5 separate regions of the Homo sapiens genome follow, and all the other regions are linked to region 4. The links are chromatin loops, found by intact Hi-C in ENCODE. Cell type or tissue: GM12878. All regions are shown on one strand. Links, peaks and the distances in the headings refer to the core of each region. The heading gives the core; the rest is flanking DNA. Region 1 overlaps ETV6 (ETS variant transcription factor 6). Region 2 overlaps ETV6 (ETS variant transcription factor 6). Region 3 overlaps ETV6 (ETS variant transcription factor 6). Region 4 has its middle 61 kb from the start of BCL2L14. Region 5 overlaps ETV6 (ETS variant transcription factor 6).

Region 1 (6,368 bases), core at 806-5,805, 250 kb after region 4:
ATGAAGAGGGCACAAGAAAATAAAATGACAAATTATAGTTCCTAAAGCACGTATGTTACCAAAGTACCTTTTATCCAGGGTGGTGGTGGTTTTTTTTTTCCCCATGCACGCTTTCCCACTGAGGATTTTAAGTAAAACAAGGAAGGGGGAGATATCTCAAACCACAGCCTTACAAAAATTAATCTCTCAGACATATTGTGAATGGTTAAGTGGTGAGAGCCCACAGCAGCTGTGCTGAAGTGAATAAGATACAGTATTTTATGAAGCTTCTTAGCAAAGAGGCATTAGCAGGAAACTGCCAGATTCACAGTTAAGTTTTTAATTTTCCATTTAAAATCACTTCATTAAAAAAAAAAAAGTGGTGAAAAGGAAACAATACAGAGACCTAAAGCACAAAAAGAGAGAATGGTATTGAACCTGAGACTGCGTATCAAGCAGTGGGGACCAAGAGAGACGTAGACAGATGAGGATCTAAGACGGCCCTGGATTTTCACTTTGCAATTAGATTGCATTGGAATGGTAGGGGGATGGGGTCTGATCTTATTACACTATGTATGTGCCAGGGCTCTGAAAGGGACAGTATTTACCAGGAGACAGAGCAAGGGACTAGGGAGAGTCATATAGTTCACTAAAATCTGGATATATAAACCCTGAAGTTTTGGGTTGTGGTAGATGTTTTCTGTGGGGTAGCTTTAAATTTTTATTTTAGTGAGTTATTCTGTTTTTCTGAAATTTGTGAAGCTTTAACCACAGTCAGATCTCAAAGGGGAACTCAACACTATTCTTCATGTTCTTAAAGTGAAGAGATTAGGCAATAGGGCTTTGGCTTCTATTGGAAGGCAAGGTGTATATTGGATGGACCTGTCTCCCACCTACCACCTCTGTGACTCTGGTCAAGTTCCTTTTCCTCTTTAAGTTTGACTCTTCATCAGTAAGATGAGGATAATAAAACCCAGTTCACAGGACTGCCTAGAGGGTTAAATGATACAATACATGTGAAAAGCGCCTACCATAAGCACTCAATAAATGGAAGTTATTATTCCACATGGAGAACTACAAAGGATCTTTCCCCCAAATTCTGCACACCTCCTCCCTGTCACACACACATAGGCCACCCAGCTCTGGTAGCTCCTTCCCCAAGGGTCAAGATTTTCCTGACCACTTACTTCAACTCAAGACTTGGATTACCATGCCCTTTATACATCTGCAAGATCTTGGCATTACGATCAAACGTGATCATCCCTGAAGTAAAGACATTTAGTGAGAATGGTTGAAAGGCTTAAGGATTCAGATTTATACTCCCAAATTCACTACTCCTGTCAAAGAAATGCAGATGACTTGCACATTCTCAAATCGCCAGTGTACTAGAGGAGACCTGACCTTCTTTGGCCAAGACTGATGATGGCAATGTCTTGAGAGCAATGGCCACGCACAGTAAGTAGCAGACTGCTCATCCTGGCCTCAGAGCTCCAGGCTCACAATGTTTTGTCTAAATCAGGAGGCCTGGATTTTCCATCTAGTTTTCCATCTGTCTTATCCACAGAGAAGGCCAGCCCTAAGCAAATTATAGTGCTTATTTCCAACTCTACCCACTCCGTGCTGGCCACGGTCCTTCCACTTCAAAAAATTCAGGAGATCTGATAAGCTAATTTTCATTAAGATATTAGGGACTTGAGGTATTAATTATCTCTCTCCATAACTATCTCCTGCCATAATGATTTACTTTTAAAAGTGGAGCTATGTGGAAATAATGCCTGATCCAAAAGGAATGTCTCAACAATGGAATTTCAGGCACCCTGGTCATTCATCGTGGGAGATATTTATGTTCAAAGCACTCTAAATCATTGCAACTGGGTGACCACATTCCCTGCTTAAGTATAACATTCACCCCGTTCACAGTCAACTATAAGCCCTCTGTCCTGGGTCCAAAGTAATGCTATCTGAACAATAAAGGTTTAGAAGGCAGCCACTTTCTGAATCTCAATACTCCTTTAGCAAACAAAGAAGTACCAGACATGAGAGAGCTACACAGCGTCTGCACAGTGCCAATGCTACAATACCCAGTTGTATTTCAAGTTCTTTTCCCCGATCACTGGGGTGGCAGGAATCGTCACAGTAGTAGGAATAATCACAGAAGCTTTGTGAAGCAGGTATCTGGAATAACAGCTATAAGACGATCCCAACGAAAGCACGTGCGTGCACACACACTTGGATTCATCTGAAGCAAAAATTTTTCTCTAAGAATCAAAAGAAAAGCTTATTTTCTTTCATAAGGTCCAAAATCTATTTGATCAGAGACAAATTTCACATCTTTTTAGGTTTTTGTGGGTCTCTGAAGCTCCTCTCAGCACTTGGTCAGGGCATTCCAGTAGTTTCATTTATAACCCATGAGTCTCAAGTGAAGAAAACCTCTCTCAGGGAATTCCTACTTTTGTGTTCCTAAAAGACCTTTAATAAAACCCCAGATACCTGGATGAATATTTGAATCACGGCCAAATTTTAAGGTCAGCAAGAGCCCCCACGAAAAATGCTTGACAGAGTTGTAAATAGGGGAACGAGAACTGCGTCTGTTCAGAGAGGGGACTTTGTGAGGTGGCTTCACTACCACCTCATAGGAGAAGTGAAAGGAGTCAGTGTGGGAGCTGAGGAGTTCAAGAACAATGGCGTGAAGGAATCAGAATGAAAAAGGAAAGCATTTTCTCCCCGACTTTGTTCATATCTAGTGGGAAACCATGCCTAACAGAGATGAACCTTCCAACCCATCCGAATAACAGGTTTGGGAACCTGCACCACCTTAGGGTTCCTTCCTGAAGCAAGGCATGCGAGGAGGAGGAGGAAGGAGAAAGAGTCATTTTATGTCCTCAAGAGGGCTGGCACCAAATCACTTACTCATATTTGTTTCTCTACAAAGAGTTCCTGATGTTGGTGACTTAAGAGCTACTTAAGGAGAAAAAATAAAACCCCTCATCAGCTTTGGTCACGAATCACTGCTGCTTTGGGCGAGTCTTTTCTCCCTAATCTTACACCCCCTTTTCACAGCCCATGGCAATGAGTAGATGATTCCAGCAACTAGTTGAGGGCCTCTATTTAGAAATACTTTCCTTGGGTGTGAGTTTTCATGCCCAGGGGATGGTATAAGTGTCACAGATTCTCTCTGCTGGCTGAGGCGGATGGAAATGTACTTTCAAGCTCAGCATCAAAGCCTTCACTTTAGAAGCTGAAAGCCTTCATTCCCTTGCCAACTGTGCTTTTTTTCTCCCATAATTAATTAATGCAGTATTAATTGTGCATGTGCTACGGAGCCGGCTAAGGGAGGATAGTGTGGCCCATCCACGCAGATCAGCTGGCTCTGTAAAGCCTAAAACCCAGTGGATACCATCTCCAGAGGGAGAAAAACGCAGACTGAAATTTTTTACAGGTTACAGGAAAGGCAAACACGCCTTGAGTTGCAGAGGGGATTGCCGCTAATCACACAGTTGGGGTCAAGTAGATAGTTAGCAGAAGCCACACCTGTGCATGTTGCATGGGGCAAAGGGCCAAGCCACAGACAATTCTCAGGCCAGAAAGGGGGCTATGAGAACAGGGGAGCAGGCCTGTGATCTGGCTGTAAGGTCCTGGGAACCAGCATAAGGCAAGAGTGGCAGGGACAGTCTTTAGAAGCCCTGCAAGGCCTAGGAGCTGGCACCAGTTCTCATCCCACAAAAGCATTAACCCGATTTCAATCACAGGAACCATAGGGAAATGCTCAACAGAGCTGGGTGTTGGATTTCCCTATTTCCTTGCAGGAGGGCTTCCTCCCAAAACAATCACAGGTAAAACGAAGGACAATTTCCTGTGTCATGAAAGTACCACCATCTGCACTAAAATTTGATGTTGAGTCCTAAAAATCAAGTGAATGATCATGAAATCTGGCATTTACAGATAATGTTCCACTGCTGATACCCCTTGTGTTTCTCTTCTGGAATAAGAGAACAATGCGACGATTGAGTTGGGGAGAACTTAGGAATCATATACTCAGGCCATTTCACTTTGCAGATGTGGAAACCACAGTCCTGAGAGATGGAATGAACTGCTGGGATGACCCAAGTAATCAGCCACGTAGAACCAGAGCTCAAGGAACTGACCCCTACAAGAGCATGTTCTCTGCCCTCTTACCCTGTTGTAGCGTGTTCTGGCACACATGCCATGTGGGTAAACTAAGGCACCAAACGTCAGGCAATTTTTCTGAAGCGTGTTGGCTTAACACAAATTATCAGGAAGTTCAGTGTTTTAAGGTGTAAACTCAGTAACACAATCTTCATTCAATCACAGCATCTTTCTTACTGTTTAATAACCATCTGTGAGGTAGATCATCTCTTTAAAAAAGATGGAAAATAATAGACAAGGAACCTCTTTTTACTTCATTTAGTTTTGTTTCTAACACTCCAGAATTTACACACATACCTGAGACTATCTGGCAGATAACAGTGTGCATACAGGATTGGATATGGAAATTTATCTTCCTTCAAGTTCAAAAGATAATTTGGTTTATAGCTCTGATTTTATCCATCTGGGCCCTCTTGTCAGTAATTTATATTATGCTTAAAAATTGGAAAAAAAAATCAGCCTGTTAGCTTGGATATTCTCCTTCTAACCAATAGATAGAATGAAACAACTTTCATTTGCTCCTCAGACTTTTAAAGAGTAATAGGGTGAAGTGGAAAATAAAAGTCTGGGTTTTGGAATTAGATACGGATTCAAATTGGGGCTCCTCCACTTTCTCTGGGTGACCTCGGGCAAGTGGTTTACCTGAGCCTCAGGTATAATATCTACTGTGCAGAGTTTGTTATTATTCAGGATAATATATATGAAGCATATACATATACACACATATATACATATATACACACACACACATATACTTTTATATACACACACACACACACACACACACACACACATATATATAATAATAGTAGTGATCATTATTTCTTCTTCCACACAACAATGCCACAGAGATTCTCTAGAGTGGCTTTATGATCTTAAACACGGTTGACCTCAGAGTGGCTCCTAAGGAGAAACACAGGCTCCTGTGAGCTGGCAGGTAGGGTACAATGACCAAAAAACTAAAGCTCATTTGCAAAGATGAGCTACTTCTGGAAAACAAATGGGTAATAAAATCCTAACAATGATACTTCTCAATCAGAGCTCCATAAATTGCTGGATACCCCTATAATTTTTAAATGGTGCTATTCAACACCCTAAAACTTGTCCTAGGTGCTTTTAAAAAAGTATTGTTACATCTTCCCTTACAAACCTTCACCCTCCTCAGTGAACCATTTCAGTTAGTACCCCCACCCCAGAAGTAGAGAATTTAGCCTCAGCTGACCTGGTAAAATAGGGTATTCACTGCGTAGCCCTGTGCAGTCAACTTTCCCTTCTAGGTATCCAATCGTCATCCACCCCACATCTACAGTTCTTTATCCATTATCCGTACCCATCATCTGCATTTCTATTACTGGAATCTTACAGCCCCATTTGAGAGCTACTGGTATCCATGATCTGCTGGAAGCAGAAATGGAGACCAATGTTGAAAGAATGGGGTTTTGTCCACACACCCAAGATGGAGGCAGTAAATATTGGGGCAGTGTGACTAATTATACTTGGGAATTTACAGTCAGCATGTGGCCAGAGCCAGGGCCAGTTTAAATCTCTCAAGTCCTGCTCTACCCCTCCTTCAGAAGAGATCAGAAAAATGAACCACAAAACACTCACACATGGTACAGGCAACTGAGAATCAGAATCCACCCATGGCAACAGCAAAAGCAGCAACATCTAAACGTCGCTGCTAACGTTTACCTCTGATGAAGTTGTCAAGGTCATCCTGCCAGAAACCCCAAAAGTTTGAATTACTAATGTGGTGTAACTCACACATGAAGCAAAATGGGAGAAAATATCAGTTATTTGAGCATGGAAACTGCTGTATTTGTATATACTCAGCTCAACCAATGCTTTCTGATAATCAGAGGAGGTGAGAAGTAACTTAGAGAAGCACATTCAAGCCAACACACTGAACCTTTATCACACCTGCCAGAAAGCATTAGGTAGATACATGTAAGGGTGACTGTGGAGCTCATGGACAGGAACTCCTCAATCTGCGGAAACCCATCAAGACGAGAGAAAGACCACAGACGTATTGAGGGTTGGGAAAATCCAAGAGGAAGCAACGGACAGAAGAAAAGAAGAAATGGAAATAAAGTTTCTGATTTCCTGTTGCTGTTCAAGTTTCATAAAATGGACTGGTTCTCATCGTCTTTTATTTTTTAAAGGGTTCTCTTAGTCTGCTATAACCTTTCAGTGTTGAGTCTAGAATAAAGCTGGGCACCTCT
Region 2 (6,368 bases), core at 392-5,391, 230 kb after region 4:
ACTGCAACCTCCGCCTCCAGGGTTCAAGCAATCTTCCCACCTCAGCCTCCCAGGTTCAAGTGATTCTCCTGCCTTAGCCTCCTGAGTAGTGGATTACAGGCGGGTGCCACCACGCCCAGCTAATTTTGTATTTTTAGTGAAGACGGGGTTTCAACATGTTGGCCAGGCTGGTCTCGAACTCCTGATCTCAAGTGATCCGCCCACCTTGGCCTCCCAAAGTGCTGGGATTACAGGCATGAGCCACTGTGCCTGGCCTGTATCTTGATAGTTTAGAACACACTTGGCACATAGCAGGTGCTCAGTTAATATTTCCTGAAAGAATGGGTCTCACCATCTCCTTTCACCCCTCCTACACTACGGTGTTGAGCAGCACAGGGGGAAACCACACAGACAGACAAATTAGTATCAATACAAACTCCAGGCCTCCCACTGGGAGGCGATGCCACGCGGTGGGGGGACCCCAGCTTGGCTCAATCAGGCACTCTCCCATTTCCTTCACTGCCACCTCCTGTATCTTTGGCTTCTCAGGCAAAACAAACAAACAAACAAACAAAAAAACAACCAACCACAAACAAAAAGGCTGTGAAGTGGGAGTTTCCACAAGTTATGAAGCCTGCCCCCATACAAACAACTGTCTTATGTTCACACACACCTTTCCTCTGATTTCAGTGTAACAAGTGTCCATCTTTCCATTGAAAATGAAATAATACCTCCATTTTTACTTTGCCTCTTATTTTTTCTCACTTCTACAAGGACTCTGTTCCATAAATCACCCCATATTTCTCCTTTATTTTCAACTCTCTGATTCTTACCAACAATTCTACATGGCTAAATACCGTCCATTAAATAAACAAAACAAAAGCAAAAACCTCCCTTCACCCGCTGTTGCCTTCCAGATCCTATCTTTTCTCTCGATTCCAATCCAGTAAGAGAGTCATCTATAATCACTTTCTTCCACATTTCAACCCACAGCAATCAGGTTTCCACCTGCCTCTCCCCGCCACAGAAATTGTGCTTACTGGGTCACTGATGACTTCCCTACTTGGAAAAGCCAAAGACACCTTCAGTCCTCATCTTACCTGAATTCTATGCAGCATCTGATTGGGCAGGATCATTCTTTCCTTCCTGAAATTCTCCTTCCTTGATCTCTGTGATTTCCCTCCTGTCTCTCTGGGGAGCCCTCTTATAGGCTCTTCCTTCTCGTCTTGCCACTCTAGATAATGGGCTCCACGGAGACTTGTCTTTTCTGCTTCCCATCCCTTGCTCCTCATCTGATCTGCCACTCACCTTGCCCAATCAATCTGCTTAATCACTTGAATGTTTCTCTTTCACTCCATCTCTCTGACACTGCTTTGGCTTGTACTTATTTTTTTCTCACCTAGATCATTGCTACAGCTGCTACCTACAAAAGCCTTCTGAACACACATCCCTTCTCTCCCCTATTTAAACTTCCAGCACAAAATCTAAACTCCTTAGCATGGCATACCCTAGTCATCTTTTCTTCTTTAGCCAGTCAATAGATGTATACTTATAATACATATACCTCCCATATTTTTCTTAAACATGGAAACAATTTAATTGCATTTCTTCTGTCAACACACCTGAGGTTATCTTATAAATCATTTTACACTCATACAAACCAAGGTGTTATAGTTCTAAATTACTTTTTGAGAATTAAAAAATTCAGAGAGAAATAGGACATAACCAAGCAAGAGTGTCTCACTCTGTAGTCAATACCTTGCACATCTACATAACAGACTGACTCCAAGCATTTCCCAGTGATTCCCCAATCCCTCTGTCTTTCCACATTAGTGAACATCCTACAAAGCCAATTTTAAAATGAAAAACAAAATATGAGCCTATTATTACAAATGTGCAGTCGCAGAAAACACAAATGCACACATACTGTGTGAGTAAAATAAAAAACACACTGTCTCTTAATAATAAAATGTTTAACATTTCACATTTCAGATAACGTTTCAGCTGTCTTTCCAGGTTAAAAACTCCTCTCAGACAAAAACAAAAAGTCTTCTTTTCTCTCTTAAAATCACCGAGAGTAGATACATTGATTAACAACAGTTTAACAAACTGTTAAACTACCACTGACCCACGAAGATTGTTCACATCTACCACTGACCCAAGAAGATGTCTTGCCTAAGCTGAAGTAGAAGGTTTTAGATTTGCCATGAGTAGACGAGTAAAGTGAAAGAGGGTACTTGGTAAAGATTTTACAGAGAGCCAAGCAGTGCATCTGATTTCAGCAAATAACTTGACAGTCTATCCTGACTTTTTCTTATGGGTTAGGCTGACAGTCAATTGATATGTAGTACCATTGTGCATATTTGCAAAAATGATAATGTGTCATTTATGGCATATGGCAGCAAAGAGATTTATTTGCCAGAAAACATAATCACAATATACTTGTTAACTATAAAGTTAACTTTATAGTTTTAAAACTATGCCTACCTGGAAGGCAGTCTCTAGCGGTATGCCACAGGGATCTTTCACAGGTCCCGTCCCATTCAATCTTTTTCCCTTCCAAATAATTAACATAAAGGTACAGAGAAAGTACTCATCTAATATAGAAGCCATAAAGTAGGAAAGAGGAGTTTATAGAAGGGATGATAGGCATTACCTCAGCCAACTTAAATAAAACGTAATAGGGTTAAATGTAAAGGCATATATTTTAAGTTTAAAAAATCCACAAAAGAAGAGTTCTGACTTTGGCTATAGTCCAAGTAAAAACGATCAATGTGAATACAACACAAATATTAAAATGCTAACATAACCTTTTGTTGCATTAATAAAATAACTGCCTATCCATTCAGCAATTAGTTTGCACATATTAGACGAAAAATACTGTTAAAGTAACTGTTTCATTTTGGGTAAATGGCAAAGCTGAGCATCAAATCCATATCTGATTCCAAAGTTCTGTCTCTAGACTTAATGTAGAAAGAATACACCCTATCTGGTTTCACATGGCAAAACTAGAACCAAGAGCAAAGTGACAGTGAGGTGAGTTTCAACTCTATTTTTCACATCTAGCACCATCCAAGAACGGGACGAAAAGGGGGCAGGGAAGTACTTCCCACTGAATACACACAAGCAGGGGAGGACTGTCCTGCTATCTCTGGGATGCTAAAGAGACAGTCGTGACGTGGATGACAAGTTGAAATATATCATCTCTGAGGTCCTTCACAATTCTTAGACTCATCGATCTTTATGAGAAATTATTAAAGGCAATTGAAAAATAAACACTTCCTAAGAGTTGGACATTGTACATATTAAACCAGCCTCATGTTTTTCTTAAAGCAGGGGTTTACTGTTGTATCATGAGGCAAGTTTCCTAGCATGCAAACAGAATTAGGAAACAAAACTCATTGAGATTTGCATAGTTTGCTAACATCTTGTACCTGTAACTGAAAGTAGGGGGAAACCCAAGCTGTTCACCTTTGGTGTGCTGATCTGGGGGAATGCAGATGTGGAACTGCTTAACTTCGCCATGAAGAAAGCTTCCACAGGACGTAAGAACAAGATGAAACACACTGCTATACAGTAACTTACAATCATCTACTAGACTTCTATATTTTTGTCTGCTCAGCATCCACATACCGCATGTGGGGGAATCCCAAGATTGGCAGAGCTTTCTCCCCTGTTCCCTGGAACATAACCTGGACTCAGCCAATTAGATGCACTTGCCACAGTGTTTGAGTCTTAAGGGAGTGACCAATTCCCCAGGGATGGTGAGATGTTATTTATGGCAGAGGTGCTAGTCTCACGAATTCATGTGTCCACTGGCAGCCGAGCTGTGGTGGCATCCTAATAAAACTGTCCTTATGGCTCCATCTCAGCTAAGCTCCGGGCTGCCAAGTATCCTTTTGCTTCTGCTACCTTATCAGCCAATGAGCTGCCCAATATACCTCCAATAAAAGCTTTTTTTTTCTCTGTGATTAAGTTGTTCAGAGCTTTTTGTTGTTATTTGCAAGGAAGAACTGGTATACTTCTAAAGTGTTACACCACAGAATGAATTTAGGTGAATATTTGCTGTTGTCCCAGGGCAGTAAAAAAGGATACAGGCTACTGAACCTAAAACCTATTCTAATATAAACCCCAAATTTTCTTCTAAAAGGCTGGCAACCCAAGTGACAGATATTAATATAATCTCAACTTAAAAAAACAAAAACAGCTACATCTATCAAACTAGAGGTTGTAACAGTTACAGTTCTATGAATATACTGTGTAATAAATTAAAACTTTCAGACTGGGTCATTTATTCAGCACATACTTAGTGGAAGCCTTCTCTGTACCAGAAAGAGAGAAAAGGAATGGTTTCTAATTAACTCTTTTGTTTTTCAGCATCTGTGTGAAAGCAGAGAAGGCTAAAGGTAGAGCGTGTGTGAAAAATATGGGCAAAACCTTTTAAAAAGTCATGTCATCTATTTGTAATTGCATAAAGCTTTATTTCTTGTAAATTTTATCAGCTCATTTAATTACACAGCACACTAGGCAAATGCAGAAGGGAATGAATGGTTACTTCTCAGCAATTCTCTTCACACTTTTTATCTCTGTAAAGAAGGATTCTCATCATGCACTGAACAGTCACAGTGAGCACCGTCTATACCAACCAATTTTCTAATAAAAACTTGGCTATCTGGAAAAGCTCTGAAATGAACCATTCTAGAGATCCAAGTTTTCCAGGGTACCATACTAAGCACCAAAGGTTATTTCAGTGATTATTTTAACAACTCTAGGGGAATTTTTCTACATTATATATTTTCCTTCTGGCAGAAAAGAGAAAAATAGCAGGCAGCCAAATGGTTGCGTCACTTGAACTATGTCATTTCAATCCTGGAAATATTTCTGTCTTGATTCCCTAGGTAGAAAAGTGGGCCTCGGTATGGAGGCTATTTTTAGAGTCTGACTTCTTTTTTGAGCAATCCATTCCTTTCTTGACGTGAATGATTACCAAGTCTAGCTTTGAACTACAGTTTCAGATCAGAAATAAGCACATCACAGGAAAAGTCAAAGGAGTTTCAAGTTTTTAAGATGGGAACTGAACAAATTCAGTACTGAGTTCTGGGGAAGGGCTTGTGTGCTCAATTTCTGCCAAATATATTTGCTGCAGTGATCCTCTAAGAACCATAAAAAGTACAAGCTGTAAAAGAGCAAATCATTTCTAAAATGATGAAAGGCTGAGTTTTAAAAGAGGACTTATTCGGGAAAGCATGCACAAATATACGCAGAGACGCACGTGTGCATCCACAAAGAGAGAAGTCAACAGGCTCAACTTGTATGTTTGGTCGAAGCCCAAATCTATGAAAAAATAGAGCAAAGCATTTAATCTGGCTCTGAAGTATTCAGGGCCTAGATATAGGAAGGACAAAAGCCACGCTAGTATCTACTTACAATGTAAATCTGGTTTTGGTTGTTTGCGAGATAAAATAACCACCAACCCAAGTCTGACAGTTTGACAGTGTTCAAGAAGCTACAATAAGGGGGCAGCCCTAGGGCTGTATCACTTGAGCAATCAGTTTTACAAACGAATAATGTGTCTAATCCTCTAAGGCCTTTTATCCTGAAATCACTCACACGGAGGGCTCCAATCTTAAAGAAAGAACTTAGCTTTTATATAAACCATGCAATACAAGCCCAGTGTACATAACTGGACTAATTTAATGGTGTTTGAAAGAAGAGTGATTTTTTTTTTAAGAAAGAAAAACTAAGAGCTCTATGGCTCAACAAGGGAGTTACCTTTCTCTTCCTCCAATAAGGCATCAAAGTTTCAGGCAGAGTTGGGAATGATCTACCCTCCACAAGGAAAAGGCAGCAGGACATCCACATAGGTTTTCACTCAGTGCCTCAGCCTGCTTCTTCTGGTTTGATTCAACACGCATATATTGAGAGCATCAGGCACTATACCCAGCCCCAGGAATCTCAGATGGTTACAAGAAAACACTGCCTTCCAGGAACTCAGGATGAGCACCAGCCAGGCCTCATTTTCTGGGAAAAAAGTTTCTTCTAGGGACACCTCTCCTCAAGTGGCTCACAACAGACAGGGCTATATTAAACACAGGAGTGTGTGTGTGTGCACACGCGTGTGCGCTCGCCAGGCTGCCCAGGAAGGCGCTGTCATTCACGGAGGACCTGCCACGTGCCAGATGCTGGACAGGGCCCTTCATAAGCAGTAACTCTTGTAACCTCACAATAACTGCATGAGATAAGCATCGTGATTCCCCTTTTTAGGGATGAGGAAACTGCGACCCTGAGACATCTAGTCCTGCAGTAGGCTCCAAAGCCGGTGCATTTTCTGCTATTTGACATGGCTTGCTCTGAGAACAGAGAAGTTCCAGGTCACGTAGGTGAGATCC
Region 3 (6,368 bases), core at 705-5,704, 280 kb after region 4:
CCCTTCAGTCTGGATCTAGGTCTTGTTCTTCACAATCCCTTGTTTCTTAATTGATGGTTCACTGGAGCTTGGACTTTGATTTCCACGACTGTGGGCCTACTGTACCTTCATCCACCTCTCAGACCCCCAAACCACACAGGAGCCCCAGGCCCTCCCACACACCCAGGGGGGAAGGTTATCATCAAAACTCTGCAGGCACAGGGACCTTGTCTGCCTTGTTCACTGCCATATCCCTTACAACTAGAACAGAGCTTGCACTGGACACTCGTGAAGTATTTACCAAATGAATGAATGAGCCTCATTAGATGAGCTCAAAGTATTTCTAGTGCCAACACAAATTCATCTTTTGTCCTGTGTTTCCACCTAGGGCCATCTACTGACTTACTGATGAAGTTTGAAGTCTAACTGTCTACATAAAAATCTTGCTACAAGCTGCCAGCCCTGCCCCATCTCCTCTCCAGTAGATGCGCTCACCGCCCTATCACCCAGTTCTGTGACTTGTGTTTAAGCCTTATTCCAGTATGTTCCAAGTTCCTGGAACACCTTACCTACTATGATCCCATCCCATCAAGTCTGTTCCCTCTCGAAATAGATACTTTACAATGTATTTATACTTATTCCAAAAAAGCAGCACCATTCCTCAAAAATACTTTAGAAACACCTCTTTCAGATCTTTCAGAACCAGTTATAGATAACAGTATATTGCCGTTTCTTGTACCTGATCAAAAACAATATCAAGTATACCTGGACAGACTTGACACCAAATGTCACCTATCTCTTAAAATTTAAATCCCATCTCAAGGATCAAAGTTGTTCATTGCTCTAATTATCTATGTAATGTTTCTCTCCCAGTTAGACTAAAAAAGGGGACACAGACTATGTTTGTGTGTGTTTTTTAAGACTGCCCTGCTCCAAGAACAGTGCCTGATACACTGTAGATACTCAACAATTGTCTGGTGAATGAATGATCTGAAGACCTTTGTAAAAGATTTTTCTTTCATTCAGCAAATATGTGCCTGGCACTGCTAAGGGCTGAGAATATGGAAATGAGTGAGAAAAGAAAATCTCTATCTTCTTTAAGGAGCTTATAGGCTAGAGGGAAAAAAAACTTACTTAAGGGAAAAGGAAAAGAAACTATCATTTATTGTCAACTACTATGTGACAGGCACATACACTGTTTCATTTAAACTTCCCAGCAATCAAAATAAGGGCGACATTTAAATTCTCATTTTAAAGACTAAAAACTTGGGATTCAGCAATGTTATACAACTTGCATAATAAGCGACGAGCTGGCCGGGCGCGATGGTTCACGCCTGTAATCCCCGCACTTTGGGAGGCCAAGGCGGGTGGATCACCTGAGGTCAGGAGTTCGAGACCAGTCTGGGCAACATGGTGAAACCCCGTTTCTACTAAAAATACCAAAAATTAGCCAGGCGTACTGGCGGGCGCCTGTAATCCCAGCTACTCAAGAGGCTGAGACGAGAATCGCTTGAACCCGGGAGGCGGAGGTTGTGGCGAGCCGAGATTGTGCCATTGCACTCCAGCCTGGGCAACAAGAGTGAAACTCCATCTCAAAAAAATAAAAAATCATCATCATCATCATCATCGTAAGTGACAAGCCAGGCCTGGAACCCAGAGCCTACTGATAGCAAAGTCTAGGTCTTTTCTTTGATCACGCCAAGCAAGGGCTGTTCAATTAAGTAGTTTGTTTATTAGGGTGACAACTTTTCAAACTCCAAAACAGACAACACTTACGTGGATGTTTGCTCTTCAGCCTCACCCCATACTATTCAATAAATCACCCTAGGTGCCACCCACTGATCTCACCACTAATCTCACCAAAGACCAACTCCCATAACCGTAACTCGCAGAGACATCAAGAAGCCAAAGGCTTATACAATTGGGGGTCTGTGACCCTATTCTATCCTGGGAGGTACTTTCAGCAGAAGTGGCCATGTGAATGTTGGTGGGTCTACTACAGACACGTATAGTGGGGTGGGTGGGTTAAGCAGCAGGTAAACCCTGGTACACAGGGAAGTGAAGAAATAGGAGGCTTGGAAGCAGGACCTAGTATTAGTAAAAAAAAAAAAAAAAAAAAAAAAAAGGCCACCTTGCCACCTTTGCACCTTTGGGACACATGCCATAAATTACGAAGACATTTTGCCCATTAATAAGTAGAAGATGAAGAACAGAGCCTTTCAAGTTTCACTTCCATGACACTTTAGAGACGAAAGGTTTCATATTGTTATCACAAAAGACCATTAGGGACCACGTTTTCCTTTTCCTTAGATGTCTTCATTCAGTTCTAAAAATATTTTTGAGCAGTATAGCATAGTGGTTAAGAGCTACGGCTTGGAAGCATCCAGGCTTACTTTGCCTCTTGGCTCTAGCACTTACTGTGTGACTTCATAGAAGTTACTTAAACACCCCAAGCCTAAGTTTCCTCATCTATAAAATGGAGTAATAGCAACACCGGCCCTACTGCATAAGATTCTGAGGATTAGAGGAGATAATGCCCTACAATTTTGCATAGTGCCTGGAGCATAAAAAGCTTAATAAACATCAATGACAAAAGTACTTGTACCAGCACTGTGATAAATCCACATACCTATGTATAGACATACAGATATGGTAATTTCTTCTTCTTCTTTTTTTTTTTTTCTTTTTTTTTTTTGCTCATCTCAGCCCCCCAGGTAGCTGGGACCACAGGTGAGCACCACCACACACAGCTAATTTTTATATTTTTTGTAGAGACGAGGTTTCGTCATGTTGCCCAGGCTGGTCTCGAACTCCTGAGCTCAAGCAATCCACCCATCTTGGCCTCCCGAAGTGTGGGGATTACAGGCATGAACCACTGCGCCCAGTTCAGATGTGGTCATTTCCGAGATGGCTCAGCAGCGCCACCTGTGCTAGGCTCAAGCTATCACCTAATTACATAGGGGACTATATGATAAAAGATACGATGTTCATGTACAACTATTATCTACTATGGAGTTTATATCACTTTCAAGTGCCTCTGCAAACTGTTTTTTAGCAGGGAGAAAATAAGAATAAAAATGGGAAAATGGAAATCCAAAGATCTGATTCCTTTAAAGATGCTGCAATAGAAGTAGCCACTGCCAGGTCTGCATCTCCTGGTGCAATCAGATAATCCATCTATCTAGATTGGATAGATACTTGAGGAGGAATAATTCAAGGTAATTTCCGTTACACCACTATCCATGTTTTCTCAAGGGAAAAACATGTATTTGCTTCTTTTGATTAACATGTTAGTGGCTGCAACTAAAACATCAAGTGGTCGGCCGAGCAGAGGTTTTCCTGCTGGTTTTACAAAATCAGTACAGCGGGCCACCTCTCAGCATCAGCTTCGCCTGGATTTACAAGTAAACTCTTCAGTATGGCTGAACAGGGTATGTGGGTGTGTGTATATTGGTAGCTGTATGGAAACTGGATTGCTCTAATAATAAACACATTTCATTCCCTGCATTGAGGGTGCTGGATCCTTGCTAAAGATCCTTTTTTCCACTTAGTTCCATAAATATTCCGGGGAAGCATGGCCTAGTGTGAGTTGTCAGAATGAGAACCTGTTGTGATATTTCATCAGCACCCACTCACAGTGCACTTACTCTCCTTTACCTGTAACTTACACCTTCTCTGTACCCTCTGGAATTAAACCGAAGAGAAAGGATGAAAACAAGATGATATGTCAGAAAACACGGTGCGGGGGCTTGAAGGGCTAAGAAGAATGAAGTGGTTAATTTTTTTTTTTTTTTTTTTTTTTTTGAGATGGAGTCTCGCTCTGTCTCCCAGGCTGCACTGCAGTGGTGCGATCTCGGCTCACTGCAAGCTCTGCCTCCCGGATTCACGCCATTCTCCTGCCTCAGCCTCCCGAGCAGCTGGGACTACAGGCACCTGCCACCATGCCTGGCTAAATTTTTGTATTTTTAGTAGAGACAGGGTTTCACTGTGTTAACCAGGATAGTCTCAATCTCCTGACCTCATGATCCGCCTGCTTTGGCCTCCCAAAGTGCTGCAATTACAGGCGTGAGCCACTGCGCCCAGCCCAAAGTGGTTAATATTAATATGCTGAGTACCTTCCATGTGCCAGACACATAAGATACTGTATGTTTCTATTTCATCAATGGAGAAACAGAGTCTGAGTGGGGTTAAAGAACGGGCTTCCCAATGTCACACAGTGGTGCTAGAATTTGAAGCAAAGTACGTCAGATTCTAAAGCCACAATCTTTCTACACTTTCACCCCAAAATGAGGAGTAAGAATGAAAGTGACACTGTGGATTTAAGGAAGATAATAGAAAGTCTATTAGAAATATATATTTTTTGAAACTTGTATCATTTAACATAATGATTACAGAGCTGGAATTGGGCAATTGAAATGGAGAAGAGCATCTTCTGACATCCAGGGTCATGTGTTCAGGCTCAGGGACAGGGTGCTTTCAGAACAAGGGTTGTTCTTGGTCCTCTAGAGGCAGAAGGAGGACGGGGTGGTCTGTGTGTCGGATGTGGCCAAGCTGGAGCACCAAGGAAGCCCCCAGCCCTGACAAAGCAGCACATTCAAACGACACAGTGCACGATGGCAGAAAAAGATGGGGTGGGATACAATGGGGGGAAACTCCCCAAGTCGGTGAAAAGGTTTGTACTTGAAGGACAACGTCCTTCTCCAGAGTAGAGCTTACTAAAGGAGATGCATCCCATTTTCTTTTTGAACCTCTCCTGCTTTCTACTTCCAGCTTCTTTCCTCCTGGTAAGTTTGGGCAGGAAGGGGCCTTAGAAATTGAGACCAGCATCCTCATTTTTCAGATGAAAAACCTGAGATCAACAGAAATATTTGAGATCACACTTCTTGTTTCGGAAATCAGGTAGTTAGCAGTTCTTGTTTTCGTTTTTCACCATATAGTGCAGTAAAGGGGAAAAGGGTAGACAAAAAAACAAGAAACCAGAAATATTACTTTGCAGAGACATTTCCACGTACCTCGAACTGCACTAGTTCTGCGACTGTGTGCTCAGTGTTGTCTTCTACCAGGTGATGCTAAAGATTTGCACTGAGCCATGCACACACTGCTGTCTAGGTCAATTCTTAAGGTAGCTGCCTAGATTTAAGGTAAGGACTGCAGGGTGGAACATCTTCTCTTTATGCAGAGCTACCTGAACTGGTCGCCTTCTTGGGTGACCCAACCATGCTGGTTTGTCTGGGACTGAAGGGGTTCCGGGGATGTGGGGTTTTCAGTACTAAAACTGAAATCCCAGGGAAACTGGGACAAGCCGGTTACCCTACTGCCTTCAGTAGGATCACATTTTCAACTGAGCTAATACATACAGACAGACAAAATGCATTTAGCTGGAAGTTTTAGCTGGTAGAATACCAGCTAAATGGTAGTTAACATTTTAATTTTTTAAGAAAATTAGCAAGATGCAAATTAATGACTATGAAGGGCTTTGAGCCCTTGGGGAGGAAGGTATTCTCAAAGTAGGAAGTGTTAAGTTCATAAAAGAAACAATATGAGAAGGCAGTGGGGCTTTTTCATACCTAACAAGTATGACTAAACCTGTAAACACTTCCTGTTCCGTCCCATGTTTTTCTGAAATTCGCTTTTCCTTAAAGGCCAATAAGACAGAAGAAAAAAAATTATTCTTTCTCTTCTCTTCTTAAGAATAACAGTGGGAAATTTCAAACCTCCAAAGACGTCTAAAAGTTTAATAAGCTCTTGCTTTTATATATAAATATTAAGGAGAAACAAACAACACTCACTTTTCTCCATAAGCATCCTGCATTCTTACTACATGAAATTTTGAGTACGTAGAAAACCATCTGATCAGGGAAGACAAATACTCACACTTAAGTAGCACTGACTTACTCCTCCACCTAGTTATATTTTCAATACAAAAATTTTTGCTTTAATTAAACACTGTGTTAGGTGCTGACAATGCAACACCGAATAAGAAGGACATACCTTTATTTCATACATCACAGTATCCTAAAGATCAAAACCTGCCTTTCTAGACTTAGTCATGACTCTTCTTATTGCAGTGGAGAAAGAGGGCTGCCCCTAACAGCAAAGCTCACACTTAAAATCATTTCTCCCCAGCAGCACTTCCCATTCACAAAGAGCAGTGCTACAAAAGGCAGCCTCACTTTCACCTGTTCTGGGTCACCAACTACACTGGAGGGGCTTGGCCTAGAATCGGGTAGAGGGGATGTGAAACCAAGGAGGGGGTTACACTGGGGAACATGTCACTGGGCCTCTACTCACAGAAACAGCTTAAAGCCACCTGTACCCACATTTGGGAAACGTGTGTCTCTGGTCTCCTGGAGGCATAAATTGAACATTATAATATTCTAGGGAAGAGC
Region 4 (6,368 bases), core at 805-5,804:
TGATCCAACCATAATCAATAGCCTTTGAAATGTATATGTTCAAATGGCTACAGACCCATTGAAGTATAATAGCATCCACCCAATATTTCCCCCTTTCATCTCCAGACCATCTTCTTTTCTACATGTATTTAATGGCCACTATCTGTCAAGGTCTGGGATTGACCTGGGAAAACAGGGTAAATAAGACACTGGGGTTCGCAGCTGGTAGACAAGATGGAAACAGAAAGTAGTCGTCATAGCAATGTAATGAGGGCTAAGTGGCAATTTGCACCAGGAAGCAAGGGAGGCCATGCCCAGCTTTGCTGGCAGTGTCCAGGAGGTTTTCTCAGTCAGTAAGATGTTACAGATGGTGTCATTCAAAAAGGCATCCATGAGAAATGTCCAATGCCATATGAAATCCGGGTGCGACCTCTCTGGCATCCTTCTGATCTAGGTATTCAATAAACACTTCTCGAATATAATTTGAAAAAGTAGGGAGCATCTAACATGCCAGGGAGCAGATGAAATTGAGGTTGGAGAGGATGGAGGCCAGTCTTTGAGGGCAGAGACAGCGGAAGGATAGTCATAGAAGTGGAAGTGGAGAGGAGAGATCCTAGGTGGCAGGAAATCAGGTCTAGGTATAATAATAAAATGAAGTGGGAGCGAGGCAGAGTAAAGAGCAATGCATCTCTCGAATCTTTGTGTCCTGGGCACCAGGGGGGCTGATGGTGTTGGTACTCAAGGGCGCGAGGAAGGAAAAAGAAGTTTCAGTTTCAGAGGCCTACAAGAGATTTAGTGGAATGTACGTTTTCCCATGCTCTTTTCCCTTCTGATTCTGACTTTGATTTCAGATCTCCTCTAGTAACTATTGAATTGAGAGAGGATGACTTCTAGGTATGCGCCAGGTGCAGTGGGAGATCTGTGATGCGCTCCGTCCTATCTCCCCAGGGAACTCTTATACCATGCAATGCCGTCTGCAGTTCTCAGTACCCTGGCTAGATCTGTTCTCAAGTTTGGCCAGTTTCTTTTTTTTTTTAATTTTATTAAAAAAATTATCTTATGTTTATTAAATTTTTTAAAAATTATTTTCTGGTTTTTAAATCATATTTATTATTTTTTATTTCTTGGCCACCGTTCTGACATAGAACGTGCAAGTGCCTATGCAAACCATTGTATCTGTTGCGGGGGTGACCAATTCATTTCGGTTTGCCTGGGACTTTCCCAGTTTTAGAAACAAAAGTCCTCCCTCCCCCGCCCCGGCCGCCCCATGAATCCCTTCGGTCCCAGGTAAAGCAGGACTGTCAGTGATCCCAGAGGTAGGTGAGGAGCTAGGGGCACTTGGTGTGCACAGCACATCCCAACTGGCACTGGGAAGGAAATGGAATTGCTAGAACAAAGTGCAGCTCCTAAGTCTTATATGTCCAGACTGAGGGGAGTGCCTGGGAGGCCGCAGGGAGGAGCCCAGGGCAGCTGTATGTGGGGAGTTGACCTCAGGTCAGAAGCGCATGGCTGGGCTTGGAGTACAGCTGTGGGCAGGCTGCAGTCGGTCCAGTCACCTCTCCTTGGGGGCTAAGCCAGGCCTTCCCTTTTCTGAGCTCTTGATTAATTTAATGGAGCAACTGAAAGAAGAAGAGGACACAACAAAGGATTGAGCTGGGCTCTCCACCTCTCAGGAGTTTCCTGGGAGCATGTTTTCCCCCAGGAAGCCTTCTTGTCACTGGAGGACATTGATTGTTGCAGGAAGCTGAGGGAATCGAATAGTCAGGGCAACTGTCCTCTGCAAAAACCCTGGGTCAATAAAACCAAAATGACTGCAAGATATCCTGAGAGAGGTGGGCAAAGAAGGCACGTGGATGATTTTTCCTCCTGCTTTTCCCAGCGTTTCTACACACACACACACACACACACACACACACACACACACACACACACGCGCACTTGGGGACAGGTATAGGATGGTTACATTTTGTCTCTCTTCACTTCCTATATGAAGCATAAGAAAGCATTTGGTAAATCTAGTCCTAAGTGTGTTGCCCAAGTCAAATCCAGCGACCCCCTCGCAGCCCCCTCCCCAGAGGTTACATAGTTCCCACAGGGTGCAAGAAAGGGTTATTGAAAACAGCAGGTTTATTTATTTTTTTTCCATAACTTCAGCACTTCTGGTAAATCTCTGATCCAGCATCTAGTGGTTAACCACTGATACAGGAAATGACATTTAACGTTTTTATCACTCAGCCAGAAATGGAAGAACAAGGCGAGTGTGTGTTTAGGGAAGATGGATGGCTGCCCACCACCTTCGTCTTAAAGGCACCCGGCTCTTTTTCTGATTGCAGGGGCTGATAGGCAGCTCACTTCCCCTCTGCCTGCTCGCTCCACTGACGACAATGAGTGGGAATGTCAGGAGAGCAGGAACCCAGGCGTTGTCAGCTATTGATGGGGGTGAAATGGGCAGCATTTGGTTCCCCTTTTTCAGGAGCCGTTGCATGGGGGGACAGGCAGGCCGGAAATGAGTTCGGATGCTCGTGTTCAGGCACATGGAACCACAGCATCAGCCTAGGGTGTCTGAACCCGGGAGGCCACGTGGCCGGGATGAGACTGTGAACAGAGCCCCACTGCCCATTGCTAAGCTGAGGACACTCAGCAGAGACCTCATTAACCCTCCAAGACAACCAGCCAAGCAAGAGTGTTGAGCACCGCAAACCACAGCGAGAGAAATTACAGCTGCTTTCACTTGCAGTTTTCCTTAGTCACCCGGTTGTTCCCCATTTCTTGCCTTTTGGGGATGAGGGGCTTTCAGTGCAGTTACTAAGTGGATTTCTTGTAACAACGGCAACAGTTATAGATAGTCACTCACTTTGTTAAGTGGTAAGTAGTTTAGATTCATGATGTTAACCTGCTCTAGGTCTAGAGCTGGTAAGTGGTATGGCCAGCCAGGATTTGAACCGAGGTCCATCTATGGCCAAAGCCAACCCTGCCCTCCAGACATCTGATAGCAAGTGCCGCCCTAGGCCCCACTGCCCTGCCCAGCCTTTTGCTGATTAAACAATCTCTTGGCTGGGTGCGGTAGCTCACACCTGTAATCCCAGCACTCTGAAAGGCCAAGGCGGGCAGATCACTTGAGGTCAGGAGTTCAAGACTAGCCTGGCCAACATGGTGAAATCCTGTCTCTACTAAAAATACAAAAAATTAGCCAGGCATGGTGGTGTGTGCCTGTAATCCTAGCTATTTGGGAGGCTGAGGTGGGAGGAGTCCTTGAACCTGGGAGGCAGAGGTTGTAGTGAGCTGAGATGACACCACTGCACTCCAGCCTGGGTGACAGAGCAAGACTCTGTCTCAAAAAACAAACAAAACAAAACAAAACCCTTGAGGTGGGTCTGGGCATCAGAGTTTTATGTTTCTTCAAATAGTTCTAGTGGGCAGCCAGCAATGAGCACCGCTGAGCCATGCTGTGATTTCTTGAGCTCAGAGAGCCAGCCGGGTTGGCCTTTGTTGCCAGTGCCCAGGGAACAACCCTTAATGTTTGTTACACAAATGAGTCTCTGATCGCTCTACTTTGGTCTGCAGGGCAAAACCTCTACAGAGAGGGAATAGAGGAAGAGATGAGTCACACCCATTGAGAGCCTGAGGGTTCTCAGCAGATTCTAGCTGTGAGTGCCCCTGGTGAAGTGGGGTAGGTAAGATCAGGCCAGGCATTGTTGGCAGAGACATTCTCATATCCGAGAATGAGAGCCCCACATTCTCGGATAACATTTCCCTTCTCTTAGTAGGAAGTAACGTGATCCCATTTTTATGAAAAGGATCACTCAGGTGCGAAATTGTCCTCCTCCTCCCACTCTCTGCATCCTGCCTGCAGATTCTTCACCCTGCAGATGTGCCTCTGTCAGCACTAGGAGGCAGGGTGGTTCGGGGCGAGCCCTGCCTGCTCTAGGAGGCAGGAGAGTTAGGGTGGGCGCAGAGGCCACCCAGGACGAGGCCAATTGCTCCTGGGGAGTCACGTATTGATTTCTGCTCTGCCTTGCTCTAGAGATTTGAGGCGAGGGCCACTCACAGTCTCTTGGAGCCTCAGTTTATTCATTCATGTACTTGTTCTGAAGAGGTGATAAAATTTAAAGTGTTTTGAAAAGAAAATTTATCCTTGCCTCCATGAAGAGGAGTAGATTGCTGTTTGACTTCCAAGCCTTTCCAACAGCGCAGAGTTGCATGTGGGTGGGGCTGGGCCCACAGCTCAGCTTTGGGGTTTTGTACCAGAGGGAGCTGGAGTCAGGGGGGAGGTGTGGGTCCTCCCTAGTGCAAGTTTCTTCTTCAAGACCCATCTCTTCCTCTCCATGCCCTCTCTGTAGAGTTTTTGCCCTGCAGACCAAAGTGGAATGATCAGAGACTCATTTGTGTAACAGACACTGAGGATTGTTCCCTGTGCACTGGCAACAAAGACCGTCTGGCTCAGTGGCGCCCACCGCTGGCTGCCCACTAGAATTATTTGGGGGAAACTTAAAAAACTCTGATGCCCAGATCCACCTCAAGAGATTTTTGTTTAATAGGCATTAGCATTTTTTTTAAAAAACAATGACTCTAATTTATTTTACAGGGAGTAGAGAACCACAGATCTAGATGGAGAGACAGATAAGTGGGAAAAAAAAAACCCACTATGATGCAGAGGATGATATGCTCTGGTTTTGGCAAATGCAAGTGGCTACGGCAGCACAAAGTTAGGGCCGCTCACCCAGCCCCGAAAGAGCTGTGAAGTAGGAAACATCACAGCCGAAGTCTCAAGAACAGGAATTAACCCAGGGAATCTGGCCTGATGGGGCCAAGGGTAAGGGGCGTGAGGTTAAGATGATTTCCAGAGAAAGCAAGATGAATTTTCTGAGTCCAGGAGTGAAAGGGAGACAGGCACTTGTATGGGACTGGAAGTAGTTTGGTATGGCGGGACAAAGCTGGCAGGGAAGCCTGGTGAGAGCCGGAGAGGAGACCAGAGGCCAGCTCATGCGGATATCGAAGCAACGTTAGGAAGTTCGGGCCTTATTCTAATGGTGGAAGGGAGCTGATGAAGAGGTATAAGCAGAGGAAGGACTGCCATCAGTTTTTCAGTGACAGGAAGGAAGACAGACGGGAGGAAGTTAGAACACGCTTCAGTGGTGGGTTCCAGAACTATGTTAGTGGTTATGGGGATAGCAAGAGGTGAGTGGATTTGGGAGATATAAGGACCTAGAGCCTATTAGACTTGGGGAGTAAAGTGGGAGAAAAGTCAAGGAGAATTTCCAGGTTTTTGTCCTGGGCAGCAGGATGGAGGATGATGCTCCTTCTCTGAGGCTCTGCATGTGTGTGAGGAGGATTGGCTCATGCTGCTCACAGAGCCCCAGAAGCTGGACAGGACTTGGTGGGGGGCTCTGCCAGCAGCTTGGGGTCCCCGGAACCTGTGCAAGTCTCCTGTGGGTGGCCCAGCCCTCCCAGAGCAACATGAGGGGACACGGGCTTTGGTGAGGTGATGAGGGCATTTCTGTATTCTTGGCTACTTTGCTAGTCTATTTGGATTTCCTGGGCATCCTTCCCACTCAAGATGCTCCTTTCCCCAATGAGACCAACCAGCCCCAGACACTGATGGAATCTCAAACAAACAGTAATGACCGATTTCCATTTTCTGTGACCTGTTACCTACTCCCCATTTTACTGCTCTTAGTCAAACCTTACGGCCCACGCCCACCCATAGAAGTCCTTTAATGACACAGACACCTAAAAATATCTTTTATTTTCCTGTTGACAAGTTCAGGTCTCTATAGACTCCTATGTCATCCCTGCCTCAGGGACTTACTGCCTCTAAACATTCTCACGAATTTCCTACCCCACACATTATGTGTCTCCCTCCCCACAATCTGTGATACCAACCTCAAAGACCACCACTGAGGGCTGGGCATGGTGACTCACGCCTGTAGTCCCAGCATTTTGGGAGGCTGAGGAGGGTGAATCACTTGAGGTCAGGAGTTTGAGAACAGCCTGGCCAACATAGTGAAACCCCGTCTCTACTAAAAATACAAAAATTAGCCGGGCCTGGGCAGGGCGCGGTGGCTCACGCCTGTAATCCCAGCACTTTGGGAGGCCGAGGTGGGCGGATCACGAGATCAGGAGATCGAGACCATCCTGGCTAACACGGTGAAACCCCGTCTCTACTAAAAATACAAAAAATTAGCCGGGCGAGGTGGCGGGCGCCTGTAGTCCCAGCTACTCGGAGGGCTGAGGCAGGAGAATGGCGTGAACCCCCTGGGGGACGGAGCCTGCAGTGAGCCGAGATCGCGCCACTGCACTCCAGCCTGGGCGACAGAGCAAGACTCTGTCTCAAAAAAAAAAAAAAAAAAAAAAAAAAAAAAGACCACCATCGAGGCCAACTTCAAAGA
Region 5 (6,368 bases), core at 971-5,970, 260 kb after region 4:
CAAGACGGACAAATGCACAATGTGCTTCTAGGGCCCCGAGCACTCTTCTAGTAGCCATGGCACACCTAAGGTAACTCTGGGCTTGGTGGCTGCAGAGCACTTGGGGACCCCAAAAGGATGCTGTACAGTGAGTGGGCTCTGTTCCAAGGAGAACAAAACACACTCTTGGGAATCCCACACTACAGAGACTCCTTTTGTCTCTCTTTTTGTGAATCTCTAGGTTGACTCTCACAGTGCTCATTTTTCACTCTATTGCAATAACCTCGCACTTAACATCTACCCTGGCACATCAGCAGACTATCAGCAATTGGAAAAATTAACCAAATACCACTATCTCAGATGGAGACATCTAGACAGAGAAGTTTAAGGACACTAACGTCTAATTTCCCAAATAAAGGGAACCTCTTTACTCTCACAACTGCTTCTCTGGTGCGACCCCAACAAAGGAGGGGGTGGTGGTGAGAGTCCCACCTCTAAAGCAAATTGTCAGACAGATGAAAACCAGAGCTGCTTTCTTTCTTTTAACATTATGGGGAGTAGGGGTGTGTGTGTGTGTGTGTGTGTGTGTGTGTGTGTGTGTGTGTGTGTGTGTGTGTGTGTGTGTATGGGGGGGATAACGATTTTCCCAAGAGGATTATAACCGCTGCTCTAATTAAATTAAAATGCTACAGACAGTGATATTAATGTATTCAAGTGTTGTAGGGGGATAAACTGCTGGTGGAGGTCAATGATGTGACTCAGAATGCCGTGATGTGGTTACATTATTGTTTAGATGCTGTAAAAAATAAAACACGCTGCTCTCAAATTTGCAGATACAACCTATCAAGCCAACCAGCTGAACAAAAGGGAAGCACTGCAATTTCTGAGGCCAATTGTAATACCTATGAGCAGGTTGTCAAGGAGGCGGCACAAAGCGCTGGGAAGAGAAAATAAGGCAGAAAACTGTTGTAGGCAAGAGTTGAAATGTAAATTTCACCAACCATTATAGAAAGCTTTAAAAAAAATAATGAAGTATGGAGTAGGGTTGTCTCTTGAAAGCGTAAGGACTGAAGCCAAAATGAGCTGCGTTCCCTCTCCCATTTCTCCCCTAGCCATGAAGGGCCAATGAAGGGTACCCATCTAATTCTGCTCATTTTTAAACTGAATGCTTAGGAGCCCGTGACTTCCCTGTAAAATAGGTGTATACAGTCTGTGCTCAGTAGGAGAATGGCATTTCTCCACGTTCCCCCACACCCACCCTCAGGTTGCATATTACAGAAGAGTCAAAAAATGAATATTATTACCAAAAGGTCTTTCCTCTTCAAAATTATTCAATATAAAGCTTCCATAAATCACGGGGATCCCCTAGCACATTTACACATTTATTATTATACCCTCTGAAAAGGCTGAGGGGTTGGGAAACTTAGAGCCTACTGCTAACTAAATATTAACATTCTGGAAATAAAGCATTTTTGGAATTAATTAAAACAGAAATAAAGTTGGTTGTGCTTGCAAAAAGATGGTTTGCAGGTAATTTCAAAGATTTCTCTGCTGCAGAACTGAGATGTCCTTGATATAGAAACTTTTCCTGGAAATTGTCCCTATCCCCATTATAAATGCCAGGACTGCCCCCAGTGATGGCTTCTGAAGCCTAGTTTGAAAGTCCTGAGGAGGAAGAGTGTCATGGACACAGGATAGTGGTCATTTCCCCACAGCTAGGGTAAAAATGCCACAGGCATGCTTTCATCCCATTGCACTTCGGTGTCCCATCACTGTGAAGAAACCTGCAACCCAGATAAGATGGAAAACAGCAGGCACCAGTGACAAGAGTGGTCATGCCAGCAATATTCAGTATTTTGAGAGAAGGATCTCTTTTCCACCCTGCAGGTGTTTAGAAAAGCTGCCTGAGAAAGCTGATGCTTGTACCGTCGTCAACTTCTACAGATTCAACAGAAGAAACCTCTCCTATGGGAAGCTATTTATTGAAATTTATTAAAGTGAAGTCTGAATACACAAGTATTTAAGTACACTCTTCTGGCTGCAAAAATTTCAAGTGGTGGTGATGTTGGCTTTCATTAAGTAAGCTTTTATTAACAAGCTATAGACACATTAACAAAAAATTGAATACGCTGAAATTTGAGCTCTAGAGTTTTCTAGGTTTCTGCCACCAGGAAAGCACAGATATACACAAGAACCTAAAGTAATACACTCTTGAAAGTCGACATTTTTTTCACTTGAAAAAAGCTATTGAATATTTTGTCCACTCCAAAATTCAGTGAGACAAACGTAAAGAATTTGAGAGAAGATGCAAATGCCAGTCTTCTTTTCTAAATAGACATTGTACACACAGCCACAGAGAGTAACATTTTTGGAATCTCCCCAGAAAGAAAGAGCATACCCTAGCATCTCGGCTAGAAAGAACACCACAGAGACTCAAATGCAAATTTTGATGTAGCAAAATCCACATCCACCAAATCACAGAAGTGAAGTTCATGATTTCTTTTCATCCAGAGAGTTACCAGAAGATGGTTTAGACATCCAAGATGGTATAGGGGCCCAAGCTGGCTTTCTTCTTGGTGTCCAGTGTCCCCCCTGCCCTGAAAGCAACATCCCTCTGGATGCTAAGCCATTAATTTTTACAAGCCAAATGGTGTTTGGGTCTCAACATTCATCTTGCAGAATACATATCAGTACTTCCAAGGGGAAAAAAATGAGTGTACCCTGTGAAAATGAGGATGGGTAGGAACTATACTCCTAGCATCTGAAGTCTCCTCTCTAGGTTACCCAGATGGCCCACTCAGCCCTTGGGGAGAGGGTACGCCAGACAAACCAAACTCAATGTTGCTGTGGGGATCTTCCAAGGAGCCCGCTTCACCAGTCTTAAGGAGTGCCCTTTCTCTAGTTTATGTAGATGGTTCAGGACGTGAGATATTCGGATTCCTGTTTAGAACTGAAATTGTCCCTTTCTTCTGCCTTTCTGGATGGTTACATCCTAAAATCAGAAGGCAGTATATTGCTTCTGTCAAGCAGATACAATTAAGTCAAAGCATCTTAAGTCTTCCTCTTACCCAGACCTGTATTATCTTTGCATAGTGAGATTAAAAAAAAAAAAAAAAAAAAAAAGAGAGAGAGAGAGCATTAGCAATAAGCCCTGCAATCAAACATCTCTGTAAAAGGTCATTGAGTTTTTTTTCTCCCTATGATTAAGAAATATTTCAGCATCCATCAAGGGTCAACTATGAGGCTAGGCCTATAGCAGGCATTACAAATTATGCAATCATACATCCTAGAATTTCCAGGATGGTCTCAATATTTAAAGTTCCGTGTCCTTTTACCCATAAATACATATGGGTAGTTGTATATAAATACTTAACACCTCTCAGAACACGTGTCACAATTGTAGCTGGAAAATACAGTCACTGCCACAATCAGGAAAGAGAGCTAGCATTAAGTGAGCATGTGGTATGTGTTCCCATGAAGCCTTTATTTTATTTCAGCCTCACAATGACCCTGCAAGGAAGGCATCGTTATCTCCATTCCGCAATGAGGAAACTGACTTGAAAACCGCAGTTCCAGTCACTAGCTTGGGAGATGGTGTGGCTGGTATTTGCGTGCAGACTGATCTAACTTTACTTCTCTGAACTGCTTTATAATGCCAACCAGTCAACAATGACTTCACAATGGGGAATTCCAAGAGACAGGTTCAAGCTTGTAAAAATCATAGCAGCCTTCGAATATTTCGTTGCTCTGCATCCTCACTCCTCACAGAATTCCAGCAGGATTCTTGAGGGTGACTCAACAGAGCTGCCTAAGCCAAGGCACCTACCTTCTTATGCATGTTGCTTATCCTATGGGTAGCACAGACTGAGGGGTAAATGCATTCAGCTGACGGAAGGGGACTCTATCTGATGTATGAGAAAAGTTCTCATGGCATGACCCCTGAGCAGGAGTAGCCATTCGAATTTATCCAGGGATCTACATTAACCATGGGACACAATCAGTAGGACCAAGAGGGCATTTCCAGGTTGCTTATGCAAATGATAACTTGGCCGTGGCTAGAAATCTCACTGGGCATTTTTGAGTACAAACATATTACTTTCTATCCTAACATTGTCTTTAACAACAACGGAAGACATTTCCCTTGTTCTTATCTGCTTACCCAAGAGCAGCAAATCTAAAAGTACAGGTGAGATAAATAGAAGCAGTAAGGAGGAAAGAAGCCTGCCAACATCTATTTGGTGCCTATAGTGGGCAGATCTCTACACCAAGAAGGAGCTGAGTCTGCCCCCAGAAATCACAGTGGCCGCAGTCCAAGCAAGACCTCTCCAATGGCCCAAAGATGCACATTCCCAAGAGGGGAATGGATGAAGGCATTAAGGATATATGTGGCCTGTGGGGGAAAAAAGATTTAAAATCTTCTCGGAGATGTCTTCAAATATAGGAAGGACAAGTCTAAGAGAGACTCAAGGCTTGCTTGTAGTAGCAGAGGACAGAGCCAGCAACAGATACCGATGCACTAGAAGGAAGGCCTTTCAAACAGCTGAAGTCTCCAGATAAATGGGCGATTTACTGTTCTCCTAAAGCTGACTTAATGCTGAGGCTGAACAGTTACTCTAAAACACGTGCTTGCACTGGGAAGGAGCTGGAGTAGGAGAACTTAAAGGTTCCGTATAACTGCAAGATGCTGGTTCTATACAATCTTATCTCCCCTGGTAAGTTAGAGCTTATAAATTACAGTGTGGGTAGAACAGCTCCAAATAAAACACGGACACCACAGTCCCCTTCTTTATCAATTACTCCCCTATGCCTCCTCACAGGATCCTAGGGTTCTACTGAATATAATTAGAAAAAGCACTAGTTTCTAGAATTAGGAGCAATTTCTTTAAAGACAAGCACCAAAGCAAAAAACTTAAATCGACTTCTTTATTGTTCCCATTTTAAAACATTTTAATTAAGATACTTTCCATTCTTGACATGCCATGAAATTCTCTCTTTTTTTTTTTTCCTGAATTTCCTTAGATATTTCTAACATGGATAGTAAGCGGAAAGTAAAACTGTGATTCCTTGTCACGTCAGGCTGTGGTTACCAGGGAGGTCTATGAAGGTGGCCCAGTTCATGTGGCTGGAACCCAGTGTGGATGTACACGCAGGCAAAGTTACAAGCTTTGAACCTGCATGGGAAAATTTAAATCACACCATTCTGCAGCCCCAGGCTATACCTCTAATCCCTGCCATGATATAGAGGATTGCCTTTGCTCAAAGCAGAGATTAGATGAGCTCAGCAACACACATCACCACTCCTGGAAACGCCATAAAAGTGCATGTCCTACTAACAGCAGGTCAGCAGCATCAATTCAGCATAAGAAAGGTGGTGTGACTTTATTTATACAGAACCATCAGACGTCACCTCTGGGGAAGAAATAAAGTCTTGCTGTTGAATTTATCCAGCAATGCCTCTAAGCTTGTGATCCACCTTTTGAAAGAGGGTCACTAAATCCTTTCTTCCTAGTTCTAACAGCAGAAGAAACAGGTACTGAAATTAACAGCAGCTTGTATCCTGGGCACAACAAAGTGGCCAAGTTCAGCTCTTTATTAGCTGCTTTCTCCTCCATTAATGCTATTCCCTTTAATGGTCTGGCTATTATAATTAGCCAATCTGCGTTGTCCCTGCCTGGGGCTAACAAGTAATGAACTGAGACAGTTGCTATTTAGTTGTATCAAGGGCACCATTAGACAGCGCTTCTCAATCTCCCCCCAAATGAGAGATACCTTCCAGGCATGTACTATTGCCACGTGACTGTTCTTGTACGTTCCCTCACAGTGGACCTGGGGTGGGAGCTTCCCCAGGTTTTAACTCATGAGACTTAAAACCTGGGCAGAAGGAAAGGATGAAAGCAAGGCTCCTGCAGACACTGGCAGCCCAAAGGGCTTGGAACCTGAGCCTTAACTATTAACTCCTCCCTCCCTTCACCTGCATTCTTTGCCTCTTCGTAAACCCTTCGCCTCCTCCTCAAGTAGCTTTCTTCTTTGTGCCACAGCATCACTGAGGGCTTTGCTCTTTTTTGTGTCCTTCTTTAACGGCTATATCCTGGAAGTCTTGTAAAAGGAAGAGAAAGAAAAGCGACGGCTCAGACTCACAACCCCAGCGAGCTGCAACTCAGACCTCCTTCAAAACTAGAAAGATGTTTTGCCCTGTGATTTATCTTTTCGAAATGTCTAGAGCTTAAATGGACCACACATGCCTAATAAGAAACTTGAGGTTTTAAAGATGTGACATGAGAGCCAGGGGAGAAGATTTATATTCTCATTCAAATGAGGAGAGTGTGGAGAACCGCTGAATAATGCCCTGTACTTGATACTACCCCACTGCTGGCCCAGGCTCTAGGCAG

Evidence for each region. Peaks named below come from ENCODE experiments on the same cell type or tissue, not always from the same donor. Only the 100,000 strongest peaks of a DNase experiment are listed, where the experiment ranks them.
Region 1: a loop joins it to region 4, with 4 times the contacts of the local background. A loop is called at or near these places in 4 of 110 quality-filtered maps.
Region 2: a loop joins it to region 4, with 8 times the contacts of the local background. A loop is called at or near these places in 3 of 110 quality-filtered maps.
Region 3: a loop joins it to region 4, with 5 times the contacts of the local background. A loop is called at or near these places in 7 of 110 quality-filtered maps.
Region 5: a loop joins it to region 4, with 2.7 times the contacts of the local background. A loop is called at or near these places in 5 of 110 quality-filtered maps.

What each region holds. Positions count from the first base shown.
Region 1 is chr12:11,759,451-11,765,818 of GRCh38, reverse strand. All of the region lies in intron 2 of ETV6 (ETS variant transcription factor 6), which reads right to left. Among named protein-coding and RNA genes, the nearest start is that of ETV6, 110 kb to the right of the region's middle. RefSeq lists enhancers at 2,323-2,532, 2,863-2,912, 3,413-3,532, 3,543-3,712. In GM12878, for the core only: no CTCF peak of the experiment used is centred there; DNase peaks (open chromatin) are centred at 2,678 and 3,538; H3K4me3 peaks cover 771 bases; H3K27ac peaks cover 5,000 bases.
Region 2 is chr12:11,778,035-11,784,402 of GRCh38, reverse strand. All of the region lies in intron 2 of ETV6 (ETS variant transcription factor 6), which reads right to left. Among named protein-coding and RNA genes, the nearest start is that of ETV6, 130 kb to the right of the region's middle. RefSeq lists an enhancer at 3,621-3,690. In GM12878, for the core only: no CTCF peak of the experiment used is centred there; DNase peaks (open chromatin) are centred at 3,462 and 5,002; H3K4me3 peaks cover 1,089 bases; H3K27ac peaks cover 5,000 bases.
Region 3 is chr12:11,730,823-11,737,190 of GRCh38, reverse strand. The region is part of intron 1 of ETV6 (ETS variant transcription factor 6); the gene reads right to left. Among named protein-coding and RNA genes, the nearest start is that of ETV6, 84 kb to the right of the region's middle. RefSeq lists enhancers at 2,950-2,999, 6,326-6,368. In GM12878, for the core only: a CTCF peak has its summit at 2,893; no DNase peak of the experiment used is centred there; H3K4me3 peaks cover 1,183 bases; H3K27ac peaks cover 3,713 bases.
Region 4 is chr12:12,006,621-12,012,988 of GRCh38, reverse strand. No RefSeq gene overlaps it. Among named protein-coding and RNA genes, the nearest start is that of BCL2L14, 61 kb to the left of the region's middle. RefSeq lists enhancers at 1,362-1,511, 2,672-2,721, 1,875-2,755, 2,742-2,861, 2,756-3,636 and 3 more. In GM12878, for the core only: CTCF peaks have their summits at 3,863 and 4,433; DNase peaks (open chromatin) are centred at 1,338, 2,648, 3,578, 5,728 and 4 weaker places; H3K4me3 peaks cover 1,448 bases; H3K27ac peaks cover 5,000 bases.
Region 5 is chr12:11,743,525-11,749,892 of GRCh38, reverse strand. The region is part of intron 1 of ETV6 (ETS variant transcription factor 6); the gene reads right to left. Among named protein-coding and RNA genes, the nearest start is that of ETV6, 97 kb to the right of the region's middle. RefSeq lists an enhancer at 3,662-3,881. In GM12878, for the core only: no CTCF peak of the experiment used is centred there; a DNase peak (open chromatin) is centred at 3,542; H3K4me3 peaks cover 2,277 bases; H3K27ac peaks cover 5,000 bases.